2 separate regions of the Homo sapiens genome follow, and region 1 is linked to region 2. The links are chromatin contacts, found by Hi-C or POLR2A ChIA-PET in ENCODE. All regions are on one chromosome and are shown on one strand. Each heading gives the region's core, a stretch centred on a gene start or an enhancer-like site at or near the end of the contact. The rest is flanking DNA. Distances are from core to core; before and after follow the strand shown.

Region 1 (6,538 bases), core at 3,052-5,551, 640 kb after region 2:
CCCTCTCCCGGTGCCCACCCACACCCTGCAGTGGAACTCTATTTCCCCTCTGGACCATGAGCTCCCGGGCCCTGGCCCTGATCTTCCCTCTCAGGGGCCTAGTCCAGGGTCTGAAACATAATAACAGCTCAATAAATGAGTGTCAAAACAATTACTGGCTTACTCAATGAATGACTTCTGAATACAGGGCCCACTTCTACAAATGAGTCACAAGTCTGAGCCACCGTGCCCTGCCCCCACCCACTGACCCCAGTGAAACCCTCCCTGTGATGACATCATCATTACCTTGAATTCTCAGAATCACCGGTGCCTTCTATCTTCTCCTTTTACTCTACCTGCTTCTAAATCCCCCTCCTCCTCCTTCTTTCCCCCTCCTCTGGGGGCAGCACATCTAAATAAGGTAGTGTTCCTTCCGGGCTGTGAATTATCAGGATTTTCATCTAGTGACTCGGGAAATTGTGAGACAGAATCAGGAAGTCGATCCCCAAGTGCTGGACAAGGAGATGCGATGCCAGTTGGCCCCTGGTGCTCTGGAGTTAACTGAGTAGGAGACTGGGAGGACCTAGGTAGGGAAGGAGGAGGCTTGAGCTGAGGAGAATGGGTATGGGGTGTGGGAAACTGGCGGGGTTGGGCTCCTTACAGACTGCACAGGCCAAGGCATCCCTGGTCTGGCATGAAGGGAGAGGCCACTGCCCTGTCCCATACACTTGGCTGCCTAAGGTCCTTTGTGGGGAGGCAACCATCCTCCCCACACCCAACTTAGATGATCAGGAAGGAGCCCACCCAGGGAACATCCCTGCCTCTCATCTCATCTTCTCTCCTGTGACTCCTCCTGTCTTTTTCCCTAAATGTCATGGAGGTGTTTCTGGCACAAGTAGTGAGGAGCTGGCCAACCAGAGCATGCCCCGGGGTCACTGCCATTTTCATGTCATACCCTTTTCATGAAGAAATAAATTAGGACCCTGCTTCTGGAAAACTGATGTTTGTGACATCATGTAGGGAACAGATGGGATATTTGAGATTCTTGAAAAAGGATCATATATATCTCAATAAAAGGCAACTTCTGAGGCCAGAGGAAAACATAATAAATAAAAGGACTGCTGCTTCCTGTATCAGGTGGGAAAAGCATGACATGAGTTAACCCAAAAAATGTTTTTTTGTAAACAAGTAAAAGTAAATAAACCCAAGAAGGGCAGGAAAGTCAAAGGTTGTTTCTTGACAGGTTTGTCAAGGGGTACAGGGGTCCCGTGGCAGCATGTCCATCCCCGCCTTCTCACACTGCCTTGCAATCGCCGCCTTGTCTCCGGAGCCCTAGAGGGCAGGGCCATTACGTTATCTCTCTCTCAATCCCCGGGGCCTAGCCTGGGACCTGACACATAGTAGGTGCTCAGTAGGCAGAGAGACCGTATAATTTATCATCCAAACTGGGACACTTCAAGGTCAAAGGAGGCTATTAATAATTACATCTGGACAACAGTTGTAATCTGGGACTGTCTGGACAAAAAGGTGTCTGTTGAATAAGTGAATGAATGAACAAATGAATGAATGAATGATTCTTAGGCTGAGGCTGCTGACACCGAGGCATTCATGGCTTCCTACATCCGTTGGTGCCACTGTCTAATAGAAAATTCACCCGTGTATACCATGTATACCAAGCTGGGATTGAAAGTCCATCTCCGTTCTTAGCTTGCAGACTGGGACTCCACTGCAGAGAGAAACTGGGCTGAGCCGGAAGGGCCCTGCAGGTGCTGCTCAGAGCATCTTCCTCCACTTTCCTGCTGGCTTGGGCACCAGGAACTCGGCTCTGCGCTTTCTGTTCTTTGTAGCATTTAATCCTTACACCAGCCTTGTGAAGTAGATGTTCTTATTACCTTTTACAGGTGAATCAACCCAGGCTTAGAGAAGTGAAGTATTGTGCCCAAGGCGCTAATATCAGAGATACAACCTATACCCAAGTCTGTGGGACACCGAAGTACGTGCCTCTAAGACGTCACCACCTTGCCTTTTATGTGGCCTTCTCTCAAGAAGAGGACTTAGAGGCTTGGGGCGTCCAGTTTCTGGAGGCAGGCAGGGCCTCCTGTGGCCTGATCCATTGGCTGGAGAGGAGTCAGCAGGGGCTGGGGTCATGGCATTGTCCCAGTGGGAATGGAAAGTTTGCCTCCTGGAGGCGCCCCCTCTGCCCCACGTCTGATTGCGGGCAGAGTCTTGGACGGGGCAGTGGCACATTCAGAACCTCTGGCCAGGCTAGGACCATGAGAAGTGGGCTTTTCATAGGTTACAAGCCCTGTGGCCGTGGGAGCAGGCGGGGCAGGGACCCTGGTCAGCCTGATTCACAGGCCAGGATGCTGCCACCTGAGCCTTGTAACTGAGCCCTCGTGGCTCCTGAGGGTGGGTTAAGGAGGAGAAGGTGTTCCGAACCGGAACTCCTAACCAAGGGCTCTATCAGTCCTTCCACCTCCTGCTTCCGGCCCGCCCCACACCTACCCCCTGGAGGGCCGTGGAGTTTCTTTGATGCACGGCCTGGCTGTTTTTCCAGAACGTGGTTCATTTGCAGTCCCAGCCCATCGGGAGAGCGGCCTGAGAGTCTGAGGGCTCCAGCCCAGGGGAGAGGCTTGCTGGGGCCTGGCTGGGCTGAAGTGGTGGAGAGGGGAGAGGCCAGGCCCAGAACCTCTTTTTCCCTCTTGTGTTCCCAGGCCGGTCAGGCTCCTGCTGGGCGATTGATGGAGGTGAGAGGATGTGGGCTAGGGCTGGGTCTGGGCAAGGGCTCTGTGAGGGAGCAGGGTTAGGCACTCTCCCCCGCTCCCCCCACCTGCCTCCCACCTCCACTCTCTGCAGATAGCCCTTGCCCCAAGGCTGCAGCCCAGTTGACATCCCTGAGCCTGGGCCACCAAGCGCAGCTCCCTTGCGCCCTCTAGTGTCTGCCCCTCTCAGGTACAGGGTGCCTTGGGCCAATCTCTGAACCTAGAATTGACCTTCCAAACCGGGCCATTCCTAAGCATGAGGTGGACTCTGTTGACAATGATGCTGGGCAGCAGACGCAAAAAGAGACTGGGCCAGCTGTCTTTTCACTCCACTCAGGTCAGAAGTGCCCCCTCCCCACTCCACTGTGGTCCCCAGAACCATCTCTGGGAACCACCCCATTTGTAAATGAGATAATGCATGTGACGTGCTTAGCAAGGGGCTGGGAGAGTAGGGGACCAGTGACTATGTGGTCAATGAACAGCTATTAGCTCCACTAGGTAGAAGCAATGATCTGTTTGGTCCTGTGCTGGGGGCTCGTTTCCAGGGGGGAGGACAGAGAAGCTCTGTCCAGTGCTGCTGAGGCAGGAATGAGGACTCCATGTTCGGAGTCTGGCACGGAGCAGGAGGGTGATTTGATGGCTCGGTGTGTGTTGGCTGCAAGAGCAAATGCAAAACGTCAGCCTGAGATTAATCAAGACATCCTTCCACTTACCGTTTCGGGTCTTGTTGGGGAGTTTGGAAGGAAAACTGCCTTTCCAGCAAGATGTTTTGACATGATGCCTTTTCCCTGGCATGCGTTGTCTCCTTCTCCCCACCCATCCCCTTCGCCACAGCTTTAGGGATGACCTCTGCCCTGCTGGGTGCCCTTGATGACTAACACAGCAAGTGTGTGGACCGCCACCTGTCCTGGCCTCACCCACCTTCACCCTCCATTTCTTCATGACTGCCCCCGTGGCTTCTAGGGGGAAGGCCCCAGACAGGTTTGCTAAACTACTGACTCCCAGGGCTCCCTGACAGGGCCTGATGCAGGGTGGCCAGCGGTTGTGACCCCTAGACCAGGTGGGTCCCAGCACAGGGACCTGAGCCCCACCCTCAGGGAGCTGGCGGCTACACGGGGAGCGGTCACCTGTACAGATAAATCTAGTGGAAAGCCCCCATGGCCAGAACCAGGGCGGAGGGCCTGGGGCAGGCTCTGGAGTATAGAAGAGGGAAGGCGCCTTTGGAACAGACAGCAGAGAGAAGAGCCTGCAGGATGAGTGCGAAGGATTGCTGTGGACAGAGGTGGGCCAGGGCTCAGCTCGAGGGCTCCCAGGGAAAGGAGCCTGGGGTGGCCTGGGCACCGTGTGTGTGTGTGTGTATGTGTGTGCGCGCGCGTGCATGTGCGTGTGCATAGGTATGATTCAGGGAGACATAAGGGACTTTGGCAAAGTCAGGAGGATGTGGGGGCTAAGCAAACACCACTTTGAAGACTTCTCTTTGGCATGGGGTGTGACAAGCCAGGTCTGGTGCCTTGTTGAGGAAAGGGAGAAAACTCTGAGTTGGTTTTTGTGTTCCTCAAACCAGTTTGCCCACATCCTTGGCATCATCTGTGCCCTGTGAAGGGCCCGCTTGGAGCCATGCATGTCTGGGCCTGAGGGTGGCGGTGCCTACGTGAGGCCCTGCGGTCTCTTCAGGAGCTCCCCGAGAGGGGCACTTGGCCACTGTTGGAGCTGAGAGGGGCCTGGCCCAGCTCACCCGCCTCTCCTGCTTCTCACCCAGCCCCTGCTGCTGAGAGCTCTGGCAGCCTCCGTGTGCACAGCAGGCCTGGGCTCAGTCACAGGTAGCTCTTCTGTCTGCTCCACGGTGGCTCTCCTCAGGGCCTTGGCTCTCATGTGAGGCTTCCAGCTGCTGCTCACACTCAGAGCTTTGCATGACCAGCAACACACAGGCAGATAAGAGCATTGGGTCTAGGGCGAGAAAATCCTGGGTTCAAGATCAGGCTCTGCCATTTACCAGCTATGTGGCCTCAGGCAGGTTGAACTCTTTGAGCCGCAGTTATCTCATCTGTAAATTGGGGATAATAACACTTAATGGTACTTATCTCATGGGGTTGTCATGAGGATCAAATGAGATGATGTGTGTGTAAACACCTTACAGAGGGCTCCACTAATGGAAGGCATTATTATTGCTGTTTCCATACCACACGACACTCACCCAAGAATGGAAGTTCATGTTCTGACTGTCAATGACGTGTCCAGCATTCCTCCTGTGCTCATTTCATAACTATTCGTTGAGCCTCCTTGGTGCCAGGCACTGTTCTAGACTCTTGGGCCATAAAAATCAATAAAACACAAGATCCCTGCCTCCTTACGGCTGACCTTCTAGGGGAGAGACTTTCACATACCCCAATCTACTTAGCACACATTCCAACCTCTCTCTGGCATCTGCAAACTCAAGTCTGCAAGGTGAAGCAACATCCTAAGCTGCTAGGAACTCTCTCCATAAGTACTCATCCAGATGGCCTGGTGATACGGACAGGAGACAGGGAAATACTGGGTAGAAGAGGGTGGCTCCTGGCAAAGGCCCCACCCTCAAGCCTGAAGACCCACGGCCCTAAATGAGGACAGGCATTCCTGTTTTTGAGCGGAAAAAGTTGCCTTTTGGCCTGCCACACCCCCTATCCTGCACCCATATAAACCCTGAACCCCAGGCTTCAGAAACAGACGAGCAAGCCAGCAGACCAGCAGACGGACAGTGGAACGATGCAGTAGAGAAAGAGAGAGGAGGAGGAACATCTGAACATGGAGAGGAGTTTGACTGGGGACGGTCAGAGAGGAGTCCGGCTGCTGGGCTCCTGACTCCAGGGGAAGATCACCTTCCTACTCCATACCCCCCTTCTGGCTCCTCATCCGTCCCACTGAAAGCTACCTCTACCATTCAATAAAACCTCGCATTCATCCTTCAAGCCCATGTGTGACCCAGTTTTTCCGGGATGCTGGATAAGAGCTTGTGATACAGAGAGCTGTCACACTGGCCCTCTGCCCTTGCGAAAAGGCAGAGGGTCCATTGAGCTGGTTAACACATGCTGTCTGCGGACAGCAAAGCTGAAAGAGCTTTGTAACACTGGGGTTGCAGGCACCCACCTTTAGACACTACAGTAGGGCCAGAGCCCAAATGGCTCACCCTGGCCTCTGCACCTTCCCATCTGCATGCTCCACCTCCTGAGAGGGATTTGAGCAGCAGGGGTGACCGAAAAGGCAAGCGGCACATCCTGAGGGGGATCGGGGACCTCTCCTGTTTCACTGCAGAAGTCCTTTCGTGGCAAAACAAGGTCATGTTGAGACAACACTCAGAGCATTGTCGTGAAAAGGGAGCACAATCATTAAGAGTAGTTGCCCATTTTACAGATGAGGAAATTGGGGCCCAGAAAAGTTTAACTGCCTTGCCCTAGGTTATGCTGCTGCTCAGTAACAAAATAACTTAGTCAACAAATATTTGCTGAGCCCCTATTTTGTGCCAGCCACTGCTTTGGGCACTGGGGCACAGTCAGTGCCTTAGTGGAGCTTGCATTCTCTAAAGGGGTGACTTAAAATAAATATGTAAACAGGTGAGCTCATTTCAGACATGATGAGTGCTAGGCGGAAAATCATACAAGATAATGGGAGGGACAGTGACTTAGGAATGGGGTAGTTGGGGAAGGCCTCCGGGGAGGTGACACTGAAGTCAAGGAACCAAGCAGAGGACACTTCCGGTGGAAGTTATCCTAAATGGTGACCCAGATAAGAGACTCAAAGGATTCCCTACAGCTCACTTAAAA
Region 2 (7,316 bases), core at 2,744-5,243:
CACGTTGCCCACGCTGGTCTCAAACATCTGGGCTCAAACGATTCGCCCGCCTCGGCCTCCCAAAGTGCTGGGATTAAAGGCGTGAGCCACCAGGACCGACCTGAAAATGGATATATTAATATTTTTCTAGCATTTTGTAGCTACTAGTCAGGCAATGGTTTTCCTCTCTTAATACCAGATGAATTGGTAGGCTGAAATGGCAGAATCTGAGACACATCCATAAGGCCATTATATAGACAAAAAGGTATATCTGGCCAGGGAAATGATAAATATAAGCCTTTGCCCCACTCATTTCCCTGACATAATGTTCAGGCTACCAGAATTCTGCCTGCAGAGTGTGACATGACTTTCAGTTTTCCACAGCACTTTCTGGTTTACAGGGCATGTTTGCAGATGTGATTAAATTTGAATTTCATTGCAATGCCGTGAGGTAGGTAGGGTGGGTCTTTGATTTTCCGGATGAGAAACCAAGTGTAAGAACTTGCTCAAGGTCAAATGGCTAGGTGATAGAACTGGAACACCTTGGTTAAATCCCAGTCCCCATTAAAGCAGTCCTCTGGGGAGGCCATAAATGTATTCTAACTTTGCTCAAAAATATTTTGAAACTTCTCTTTCAGTACCTTCAAAATCTGTAGCATATCTTTGAATATCCTCAATGGAGGCACATTTCATCTCAGTCAGTGATTCTTAAACTTGAGCATGCACTGGAATCGCCTGGAGGGTTTGTTAAAACACCGACTGCTGGGCTCCATCCCCAAAGTTTCTGATCCATTAAATCTAAGGTGGGGCCTGGGATTTGTGTTTCAAATGACTTCCCAGGTGATGCCGATACTGCTGGCTTTAGGGCCATATTTTGAGAACCATATCCTAAGGAATTTATTTCTGGAAAGAGTGAATTGTTTAAAGCCAAGTCTAATGATTAAGGTGAGGGATCAAGCTAGGGAACTCCACCATTGGCCAAAACCAATGGGCAACTGTAAAGAACAAGATCGGCTCTGGCAGAAATTCAAATAAAGAGCTCCAAAAAGGTTCTGAAAACAACATGTGGTCTGAATGTGAAGCTTCCCAATGTGACCACTTTAAAAGGAAGAACACTCTTGCATGTGTGCTAAAGAATTCTCACAAGTGTACAGGAACACCTTGCACAAATTTACATTGTGAGATGTTCACTATCAACCTTTTATTCTCAGCTTAGGAAAAAAGAAACCATGGAGGTAACACCCACATTAGTACTGTATTAAGGAGGGATTAATAGTGATTTACAACAGCTGAACTGATTACACTGGCATGGCAGAGGTCTTTTTTTTCTTTTTTTGAGACAGGGTCTTGCTCTGTCACCCAGGCTGGAGTGCAGTGGTGCAATCACGGCTCACTGCAGCTTTGACCTCCCCGGACTCAAACGATCCTCCCAACTCAGCCTCCTGAGTAGCTGGGACTACAGGCATTTGCCACCACGCCTGGCTATAAAAAATTTTTTTGTAGAGATGAGGTCTCTCTATTGTTGCCCAGCAACTCCTGGGCTCAAGCGATCCTCTTGTCTTGGCCTCACAAAGTACTGGGATTCCAGGAATGAGGTACTGTGCCCGGCCACCAGAGGTCCTTTCTATGCTGCAAAGGTGTGGAAGATGAGGGGGAAACTCCAACTCTTCATACCCTGAGTTTTTGGTTGTGATTGGAATGGAAAAGGTGAAAATATTTAATTTTGGATGCCAGAAATAAATATGTAGTATTTTGTGGGGGGGAATCCCAGCAGAAAGGAAAAAAAATGAACTACATTAGGTACTTAAGCTGGGAGAAAGTCAATCCTTCATGTCACAGCAGGGAAAAAAAGAGGTGGAGGACTGCCTAAATATTGGTTCTATTTTAATTCCAATTCTACATTACATTAAACTCTCCCTGTACTCCTCTCTAATTTACAGCAAATGCTGACACAAATTGGTATGCCTTCTCTTCTTTGACATCAGTGTTTCTCTTGAATTATGTATTTCTATCTGGAATGAGGTTTATGAGGCTAAAGCCTTCTTTCATTAAGATAGGTGAGAACAGAGAAGGATCAATAAGCGGTTGAGTGCAAAATCAAAGTAAGGTGGGGCTAAGATATGCTCAGGGCAGCACTTCACTGCCCAAAGTGACCATAAGTGGTATTACGAATGACACTGATCTTCTGAATTTCAATACATTGATTATATTTCAACTACTATAAAACAAGAAAAACTCTATTAACTTTCATCCCAGAACTGCCAGATTCTTCCTTTATTGGTACCCTACAAGTATTTAGTAACCATTTTTAAGAAAGAGTACAGATAATCATAGTAACTGCATCACTTGGATTCCATCTAAAATTGAGTCAAAGACAAAAGAAATCCCCTGCCTGATGCAGTGTGTCTCAGCCATCTCAGTCTTCACACAGGTTGAGGTGCTTGGTTGTGGTGCTCAACCTACCTCACAGGTTGGTGCCATGGACAGATCTGGCCCCACTATTGTTGACAAATGGCTCCCAGTCCAAGTCAGCCATTAGTTCATATTGACAGAGGCCACTGGCTGGCTCCATCTGGGGCCTGACCGTGTCTCAGGGTCCATTCTCAGCTTTGTTAGTTTGTGATGGGCTCTGGGCTGGCTGGTCAGACCAGGACTGAAGTGGAGCATTTTGACGAAGGTGTTTTGAGATAACATTTGTAAAAAATGTAGATATACTGTCTTGTATTGCCAAATAATATACAGAACAGACATGCCTGATCCTTTCCCTTTTCTATACCTCATTCCACCCTCGGCCCAAGCCTGAGCCTCACCCTCTAGGTAATCTTCAGCCATCTCTGAAAACTCTTCCATTTTTAATCTTTACCTATCACCCACTTCACCCCAGGAATGGGAACTGGAGATAAAATGAAACTCTTTGTTTTTTCACATTTCTTGATAATTTAAAAGAGAACATTTTCTGTTTTGCTTATAATAATGTAAAAATTGTCCCTGAGTCAATATGGGCACATTAATGCAGCTCAACCATAATGTTCTTTGGCTGAAACTGGCTGTGCCCAGCAGCCTTATGGTGATGTGGCTTACGCACTGGCACACCCCTTGTTTGGCCAGCCTGAGGAACATGTGAAGGACACTGTCACCCTGAGAGTGGGCTTGGGCCAGGAGCCCATTGGGCTGCTCTAGCCTCTCTTCAAGTTCAGGGGCAGGTGCTGCTCCCAGCCATGGCCCTCACCGCTCTGCTGGCTGGCAAGCTGCTGAGAAGAATGGCCTGTGGAGGCTGAAAATTGCTGAAAACCCCATTCTGCCCAAAATGTTTGCGGTGGGTTAATTTATTCTATAATTTAAAGAATTCCATGTTAATGAAAGAGAAGTGGAATCCTGAGAGCGAGCTAAAAATGGAATTAAAAAGGGCCCATTCTTCAGGCAATATTAATGAGAGCTTTGTATATATATTGGTGAGTAAATCGCAATTAAAACTAAAATGTCTGTTAGTGATTCACTGAGTTCTAAAGGTTGGCCTTTTGCCTTTTGTGGTCAGCAATCCCCTTTTTTTTGTGACCCCACTATTCTAGACAGAAAACAGTTAATCCAATAGGACTTAGTATCTTACAAAAGACTCGCTAAAATATTTTCTGCTAAATGTTCATCTTCTAACAGCTGCTTTTTTATTTCAGTGAGAGGTACTTGAAATAAAATCATTGTTCTCCAAGAAAAATGCATGCTAAATAATACAGAGCTACCAGATTATTAAACAGCAAAGGCATTTCATAATATTAGCACCAACCACAGGTTCCACTTCTGCTGATGCACAAAATTTTGAGTAATTAGTCATTGCACAATGTTGTATTTATATTCATTTTTGCTCGAGCTGTTAGGCCACAAAATCAGTAGGCAGTTGCTGTTATAAAAGGATTCTCTGGGTTATTTATAATGTTTCTGCTTCTTCACACTTGCTGCTTCACTCTTGGGTCTTGAGCCAGGTCTACACTGTGAAAATGAAGGAAGGAACTGAGCAATTGTTCTGTGAATCTAACTGCATTGAAAGCTGGTGTGGATGATTCACAACCAACTGTGTATGTCTTGGCTGGTGCACCTGGTATATTTGTCTACACAACCCAAATTCGTCATATACTGGCTGATTTGTCACTTTATCAGGGAAGGATGCATAGTTACGTGAAGGCTGTGTTTCTACCAGGAATAAGCTAGTGTCTAAGGCACAGGTGGTAGGGCAAGTATCTGAACTAGCATTATGTTGCAAAAGAGTTACCTTCAAATGTCAGTTACTTTAAATGAAGGATTGATTTCTGCTCCAAATGCTTGCCTGTTACACAGATCATTCATTCCCTAGAAGGCAGGCATACTGGATGGAAGGGCATTTACCGGATGGAAGGGCATTTATGGATCACCTGAGATTTTAATTTTATTTTTTGTAAGTTATACAGGCATCTTTCTGTGCTATCTGCAGAGAATCACTGATGACAGGAACTCTTTCTAGTGGGAGTAGGTTTTAGCCTTTATGTGAGTCGGAGTAAAAAATATGCTGAAAACCACTCAGACTGACAGAATGATCTGTTTGTTTCAACTATGAAATAACCATCTTAGTTATCGCCCCACTGCCCCCACTTTTTTTAAGGAAATGAACTATCTTTATGTCATCTGAATTCCCATGAGCTCTCAAACCCACTTCTCAGCATCCCCATTTCCACTTCCCTAGTCCAGGCTGCCACCATCTCTCACCCAGATCAATACGACAGTCTCTGGACTGTTCTCCCTGACTCCAGTCTTGTAAACTCCAATTTATTCTTCACACAGCAGCCATATTAATCTTTTTATAAAGTATAAATCTGATCAAATGTATCCCTTGCTTAAATGGCTCCCCATTGCCCTCAGAAGTGTGAATTCTCAGAAGTGGCAAAGGAAGCCCTTTACAACCCAACCCTGCCACCTCTCCACTTCATCCTTAACTCTCCTTTGTACTCAGGTCTTTCCAAATGGAACTATTTGAAGCAGCACAAATATGCCATGCTCCCTTTAGCTGCTTCATGAGCTGCTGCCTCTGCCTGAGTGCCACTTTACCAAGCTGCCTCTGCCTTATCCTTCAGCTCAGCTCCTTCCCTTACCCTCTCAAACAGCTTCCCTGGGCTCCTCAGGCTAGGTGGGCCCCCTCCACTGCATCACCATGGGACTTCTCATTCTAGCTGTATGGACTATGCACTCTTCTAGATTCCAAGCTCTTTGTGGCCAGGGACTGTCTTATTATGCCAGTGTGTCCCTGGCATACCAGTGTATATCCACTGTGTGGCATGTGGAAAATTCAGAGTGTGCTGAATAAGAAAGTGTACAGTGGGATGTGCCTCATTCCATTTTGCCATTCTTTCCAATAGAATATTTCCTATTTCTTAAGGAACTGTTTTCAGTTCTAGAGGCTGCTTTTGTATCATTAGTCTTGGAACTCCCACGATGCTCTGAGAATAAGATGAAAGGCAGCCTGAGGACCTTGACTGTGATCACTGCCTGTGAAGAAACCCAATTTAGGCTTCTCTTTGTAGCAATGTTGTAGCCTAGAGATCTGAAAACTCTCCTTCTACAAGATACTCAGAACTCTGGGATAAAACAGAAGCCTTATTACTATTAATATATCTAAAAAATAGAAATAAGATTTTCCCAGAGTCCAAAAACAAAGAGAGTTCTAAAAACTAGCACGGCAAGAGCATAAACTATGGCCATCCAAGCAGTTTGCTGGTCCGGGTAATCATGGGGCTTGGGTTTTAATGGCCATGTTTGGACAAAAGGTGGGTTTCAAGCAAAGTGGAGTGCTGGAACTAAGACTCCTACAGAAAAGATGAACCAGGAAAAAAAAATTCCACCACTGGCTCAGAGAAACAGCAACAAATCCTGTCACTGAGACTTTGTAATGTGATCCTCTTCCTAAGCAGTTTGGGTTGTGAAATTTATACTACCTTTTGAGAAGTGTTTGTTCATATCCTTTGCCCACTTTTTGATGGGGCTGTTTTTTTCTTGTAAATTTGTAAGAAATTTATGCAGCCAACAGACACAGGAAAAAATGCTCATCATCACTGGCCACCAGAGAAATGCAAATCAAAACCATAATGAGATACCATCTCACACCAGTTAAAAAGTCAGGAAACAACAGGTGCTGGAGAGGATGTGGAGAAATAGGAACACTTTTACACTGTTGGTGGGACTGTAAACTAGTTCAACCATTGTGGAAGACAGTGTGGCGATTCCTCAAGGATCTAGAACTAGAAATACCATTTGACCCAGCCATCCCATTACTGGGTACATACCCAAAGGATTATAAATCATGCTGCTATAAAGACACATGCACACGTATGTTTATTGTGGTACTATTCACAACAGCAAAGACTTGGAACCAACCCAAATGTCCATCAATGATAAACTGGATTAAGAAAATGTGGCACATATATACCATGGAATACTATGCAGCCATAAAAGGATGAGTTCATGTCTTTTGTAGGGACATGGATGAAGCTGGAAACCATCATTCTCAGCAAACTATCGCAAGGACAAAAAACCAAACACCGCATGTTCTCATTCATAGGTGGGAATTGAACAATGAGAACACTTGGACACAGGAAGGGGAACATCACACACCAGGGCCTGTTGTGGGGTGGGGGAAGCGGGGAGGGACAGCATTAGGAGATATATCTAATGTAAATGATGAGTTAATGGGTGCAGCACACCAACATGGCACATGTATACATACGTAACAAACCTGCACATTGTGCACATGTAACCTAGAACTTAAAGTATAATAAAATAAAAAATAAAGTACTTAGAAAAGTGCTTAGAAAAAAAAAAGGGTTAAAGTTAGGATTAAGGTATAGAGATAGACCTGAAGAACAGATCATCTAAAATATGTAGTTTTATATGCTGTAGTACATTTTAACAAAGGTTTCATAATATAAAGCAGAAATAAACAGACAAAAAGAAGCCATTAAAAAAAAAAAAAGAAATTTATACTACCTGTGTGGCCAGAAATTCACAAGCCAAGAGATCAAAATAAAAGTATTCCTCAGCTAGGGATACTCCTGGGGCAGCAGGCAGAAGCAAAGGCAAATTTCTCTGGCAAGAAATACCTTCAACCTAGACTACATAGGATTCTCACAGATCAAGTACCACTGAAGATAAGCTCACAGCCCGCAATTATAAAACATGTGACAAAACAATCTACCATGAAGAGTAAGCAGTTAGACATGAAATTAGTCCTCAGCAATTTCAGATAATAGAGTCAGCTAAAAGAAACTACAGACACATGTTTAAAATGATTAAAGACAAAATAAGAAATTTTAAAATAA

Evidence for each region. A loop is a pair of places that touch in the nucleus more often than their neighbours do. ChIA-PET counts read pairs that join two places held with the same protein, here RNA polymerase II (POLR2A). Pooled maps may share reads with other maps.
Region 1: a loop to region 2 is called in a map of mammary epithelial cell, with 13 times the contacts of the local background. The contact joins two enhancer-like sites. A Hi-C loop is called at or near these places in 10 of 168 maps with a recorded cell type or tissue (CD4-positive, alpha-beta T cell, CD8-positive, alpha-beta T cell, Caco-2 and 7 more), 4 of 37 single-sample maps with no recorded cell type and 18 of 50 pooled maps. POLR2A ChIA-PET finds 5 or more read pairs at or near these places in 1 of 52 experiments (AG04450).

The regions. Positions count from the first base shown.
Region 1 is chr2:28,449,755-28,456,292 of GRCh38, forward strand. It overlaps LOC102723530 (a long non-coding RNA gene), which reads right to left and starts at 431. Exons shown (of 2, transcript NR_187669.1): 1 at 286-431. RefSeq lists enhancers at 1,976-2,489, 2,490-3,003. Within about 2 kb of position 4,302, at least 2 of the 41 ENCODE cell types and tissues checked have a DNase peak (open chromatin) inside an H3K27ac peak, as active enhancers do; they include mammary epithelial cell, where a contact is called at or near this core.
Region 2 is chr2:27,806,083-27,813,398 of GRCh38, forward strand. The region is part of intron 7 of RBKS (ribokinase); the gene reads right to left. Among named protein-coding and RNA genes, the nearest start is that of MRPL33, 38 kb to the left of the region's middle. Within about 2 kb of position 3,994, at least 5 of the 41 ENCODE cell types and tissues checked have a DNase peak (open chromatin) inside an H3K27ac peak, as active enhancers do; they include mammary epithelial cell, where a contact is called at or near this core.